Regions from separate parts of the Mus musculus genome. Here region 2 is linked to region 1. A link is a loop called in an ENCODE intact Hi-C map of the cell type or tissue named here. Cell type or tissue: left cerebral cortex. All regions are shown on one strand. Region 1 has its middle 3.3 kb from the start of Gm35190. Region 2 has its middle 32 kb from the start of Asb13.

Region 1 (2,500 bases):
GCCTCTCACTGAACCTGGAGCTAAGTTGGTAGCTCACAGTCATAGTAATCCTCCTGCCTCTCTCCTGTCCCACATTGGTGGGGTAAGAGCAGGGTGAGTGGCTGTACCTGGCTCTTTACATGGGAGTTTGAAGGCATGTCCTCACATCGATGAAGCAATGTTCTTACCTGCTGTGCTATCTCCCTAGCCCTAACAACCCTGCACACTGTGCAGAGCATGGCAATACCTTGACTTCTCCATGACCGTCTTCCTAAGGCTGGAAACTGTGGTTGTTTCTCGGCAGGCTTTGGGGAACCCACAAACTTCTTGAACTTGATCCAAGACATGCAGTGCCTGGGTGTTGCCCTAAGCCCAGGGTCTAGTGAAAGGGATTTTGTAAACAATACATTTTCTAAGAGTGAAGGACTATGGTGAATTTCATCATATAGAGACCTTGTGACCTGGCTGTCTGGCTCTTTAAGTAACATTGTGGGATTGGCCTTATACTTCCTTCAGAGAAGGAACAAAAACCTCTACTCAAGTCTCAAAATTTGGAATAATTTATTCTATTTCTAGATTACTTGCACGTGTGTATGCGTGTGTTTGTGTGTGTGTGTGTGTGAGAGAGAGAGAGAGAGAGAGAGAGAGCGCACATATGTGTGTGTGTGTGATTTGTAGGAGGGAGAAAGTGCATTCTGTAAGAGTGCTGTGTGAGCACAGGCTTGCTTGTAAGCAGGACTCACTAAGTGCAAGGATTGTGACCATTAGCGCTGGCCAGTGTTTTGTTCCCTTTTCCTTCTTTCTGTTTGGACAAAGTGTCTCCACTTTGAAGACCTGCTTTGCTGTTACTTCAAAAACTCTGTCTGTTGCCCTCTGGTCCACACAGACATTCAGGGGATGGCTCCTATCCTGCGTGTGCCAGCAATTTGGGCCAACTGCAACAGCGGAAACCAAGACAGCTCTGGAAAAATATTTGTTTAATTAGCAGAAATGATCTGTGATCCGAATCCACGTTTAACTGCCTGGCCCACTGCCAAGGCTGATGAATTTTCCTTCAAGACTGTGTTTGGTTTTGAATTGAGTAGTGGTGTTAGACTCTGTGGCTTGTACCCTGGGGTAGGGAGCAGATTGGCTCTGCTCAGATGTGAGATGTTTCCCTGACAGGCAGTGCCAGGCACACATGGGGGAAATAGAAGGATGGGCTAGTTAGTGTAAGCTCCTCACAGTGCCACGAGGATTTAGTTCTGCCATGATGGGTAATTTTGCAAGAGTGTGCAGACAATGTTGCATGGTGGGTGTGTGAGGAGATCGTGGGAAAAGCACCAGAGCATCAGAAAGAAGTAAGTGGCTTATGGGAATTCTCACTCTTACAAACGGAGCTGTGTGACTTCTCTGCCTGTGTTATAGAAGATGGGTCCCTTGGGATCCTTAGAGAAGGAGTCACTAGTATAATAGTGAAACGGAGTGAGAAGGGTCGATGGCCTCAGGGAAGCACCTCAGAGTTGACGGTAAACCGAAATGACATATGAAAATGTCAAGGATGAGCCAAGAATGTTTCAGAGAGGGGGTGGATGAGCCCCAAGCAGCCCTGCCTCATTCCCAGCCTAGGCTTGCTCTAGGGAAGTTAGAGCTTCAGAACTAGCCCTACCTACTCCCAGCCTTGTCAAACTGGGTGAAACTTGTGATTCCTCTCAAGACTCCTGGGCTGTACCACACCTACTCAGGCCTTTATGGGTAGAGCATCTTAGGGTGCTTTGAAGGCAGAATTCTCACTTTCCCAGGGACTTCTCTTATAAAAAGCTGGGGACTTTTGTCTGGGAGCCTCCCTGATGGTCCCTATGTTATCCACCCTCCAGGCCCTGAACACTGTGGTTGTGTTTGGGAAAGCCCATGGTTGGGGAGAGGGGTCCTGCTAGGAAGAGAGGAGTGAGGTGCCAATGTCTACCTGCTCCCTTCCTTGCCTGGGTTCTTTGCACTTCCGGTCTCCCTTTCCCTTCCACATGTGTAGACCGCTCCTTACTTACATATCCTTTGGTCTCTAAATATGGGTTGGGTCCAGAGACCCTCCTGCTTTCCCCACACTCTGTCCCCCTTCATTGGAGCTCAGTCCTTGATTGCCCCATTTCGCATTACCCCAAGGAGACTTGGCACGGTCTCCTCCTGTTGGGCCCTTGTCCGACAAAGCAGTAGTTGCTTTTCTGACTTCTCTGTAAAGTTTCAACAGTTTTGTTTTCTGAGAACAGAGTTCCCCAAAGATATAAGCTAAAGAACAAAAGTTTGATGGGGAAGTAGAAGAAACTCTGAGAGTACAGATGCCTCTAGTACTGAGGACTACTGTGCAGAAGTTCAGCCTACTGATCTCAAAAAAAAAAAAAAAAAATCACTGATCTGATCCTCATAGGGGCTTGGGTCAGATTGGAAGCCCCCAGTATAGTATGGTGATATACATCTCAAATACTCAGGAGACTTAGCCAGAAGGACCACAACGTCTCTGTTAGCTTGGGGCAACTTAGAGAGACCC
Region 2 (2,500 bases), 100 kb before region 1:
TCTTCTCCAGACTCTCACTGCCATCTGCCAGTGCCAAGGACTTCCATGGCTGCCTTAGGGAAAGTTCAGTGCCAAGGCATACCGCTCCCTGGGCCCTCCTCCCTCGTGTCTGGCTGATGATGACCACATCCCTTTGCAGACCCAGCACAATCACCTGCAGTCACTGAGAATAGCAGTTACAAACCCTCGGGTTGGTTTTCTCTTTTTCCTTTATTTCTTATTGTTTCTTGGGTGGACACTGAGCCGTGAACAGCCATGGAAGTCCTTGGCACTGGCAGATGGCAGTGAGGGTCTGGAGAAGAAACAAGAGACCCAGGTGGCCAGGTTCACTACGTAGTTATGTACCCAGAAAAGATCCCATGCTCCAGTGGACAGTCCCAAGCTAATGGTCACAAGATGGTTAAACACAACGGGTCACTAAGCAAACCCAAAAGTCATGAATCTAGGAAAGGGACAGATGGGGGAGCAGTTTGGCTGAGTCAAGGAATCACTCTAAAATATTGTCAGCCAACAGTTAAGCACAAATTTGTGATCCTGAGTTGTCAATATGCACACATTTTCTGTTTTCTTTCTGTCTGTCTGCCTTCCCTTATATATATACATATATACTTAGATATAATTTATACAATATATTATATATAATGTATAATATATAATGCATACCTATATATTAAATTTATAAAGTTATCTTATATGTTATAAATTATATTAATTATAATATTCATATGTTAATTATATATTAAATATACATTTAAATGTAGGAGTTCTCTGTCTTCGTCTACATCTACTTCTGCATCTACACCTACATGCCAGAAGAGGGCATCAGATCTCTTTATAGGTGTCGTAAGCTACCATGCGGTTGGGGGTGGGTGGGTTTGACCTCAGCACCTCTGAAAGAGTAGTCAGTGTTCTTAAGCACTGAGCCATCTCACCAGCCTGCACAAGAGTTTCTTAATGATTTTGGCCATGCTCTGAAGGACAGGCGGCCCAGACCTTAATTTGTAGCCAGTTTGCTGTTCAAACATTTGGCCACATGGAGGCACCAAAGCACCAGTCTGGTCAAAGTACCCTCCTGTCTGTCAACTCATGGGAACTGGTAGCTGGGGTTCTCGAAGTTGCTTGGGCCTGCTGGTGTTCTTCAGATGTCCCTCACTGCTGTCCAGTTAATAGTCCATGCAACCTCTATGGCTCTGGGACAACGGATACAGTTGCGTCCTAGTAGTTGGAGGTGGACAGAGATCTCATGTCATAACTGAGCTAATTGACTTTAGGAGAGTATTACCTCCACGGCCATTAGACTATTTACTTGAAATACTAAGGGTTCAGATAAGGGACACTTTCTGTTCTCGGGGTTCTGTTTTTGTCTTTTGTTTTTTTAAAATGAAATTTAAATTTCGAGACATTCCCCCAGCTTTGTAGAACTACAATTGACAACATCCTGTAAGGTTTAGGGGTACAATGTGATATTGTGGTATGTACCTGCTGTGCAATGATCACTACAGCTAAAGTAGATATTGTGTCTGGTGTGGTTGGGAACCCCTTAGGAAGACTCAGCCAACTTCAAGGTTACAACACATGGTTCTTAACTATAGTCACCAGGCTGTGCTTCAGTGCTCAGGGGGCTCGTTCATTCCGTGTAATGGGATTTTTTCACACTTTGGCTAATTCAGTGTGCATGTGTGTGTGTGCATGGGTGTTTATCAGTCAGTCAGTCTGTCTGTGCACGTGTATGTGTGTGCATGTGTGTGTGTCAATCTATCAGTCTGTTTCTCTGTGTGTGTGCATGTGTGTATGTGTATGTGTGCACGTACGGTGTGCTTGTGCGTGTGTCTGTCTGTGTGCATGTGAATGAGCCTAGAGTATTGATCCTCAATCATTGCCTATGTTTTTCATTTAATTTAATTTTAGTTTTATGTATATGTGTGTGCACATCCATATGTGCCAAAGCCTGAGGAGGTCAGAAGGGGCATCAGATCTCCTGGAACTGAACTTACAGAAGGTTGTGAGCTGCCGTGTGGGTTCTAGGCGAGCACAGTAAGTACTCTTAACATTTGAGCCATCTCTCCAGCTCTTCCATGTTAGCTTTTGATACAGTGCCTCTCCCTCATCCTGGAGCTCTTAACATCTGGGCTGCCTCTCCAGCTCTTAGCTTTTAATACAGTGTCTCTTCCCCATCCTGGATCTCCAACTGGGATAGGCTATTGGTTCACTGAACCCCAGGGATCCTCTGTCTCTGCCTTTCCAGTGCTGGAATTCAGTGTGTAATTATAGCCAGATTAGAAAAGGTTTATTTTTTATTACTTTTAGTTGTGTGTATGCATAACTAATATGAGTGTGTCTGTGTGTAGGCATACACATGTGATTAGAGACACAAGCAGTGGCCAGAAGCATTGGTTTCTCATGAGCTAGAATTATAGGTGGTTCTAAGTTGCCTGATATGTGTGCAGGGACTGCAACTCAGGTCCTCTGGAAGAGAGGGATGTTCTCTTAACTGCTGAGC

What was found. Peaks named below come from ENCODE experiments on the same cell type or tissue, not always from the same donor. Only the 100,000 strongest peaks of a DNase experiment are listed, where the experiment ranks them.
Region 2: a loop joins it to region 1, with 2.1 times the contacts of the local background. A loop is called at or near these places in 2 of 42 quality-filtered maps.

What each region holds. Positions count from the first base shown.
Region 1 is chr13:3,769,391-3,771,890 of GRCm38, forward strand. No RefSeq gene overlaps it. Among named protein-coding and RNA genes, the nearest start is that of Gm35190, 3.3 kb to the left of the region's middle. In left cerebral cortex, no CTCF peak of the experiment used is centred here; a DNase peak (open chromatin) is centred at 1,242; H3K27ac peaks cover 881 bases.
Region 2 is chr13:3,664,549-3,667,048 of GRCm38, forward strand. No RefSeq gene overlaps it. Among named protein-coding and RNA genes, the nearest start is that of Asb13, 32 kb to the left of the region's middle. In left cerebral cortex, a CTCF peak has its summit at 1,001 (motif pointing right); a DNase peak (open chromatin) is centred at 1,011.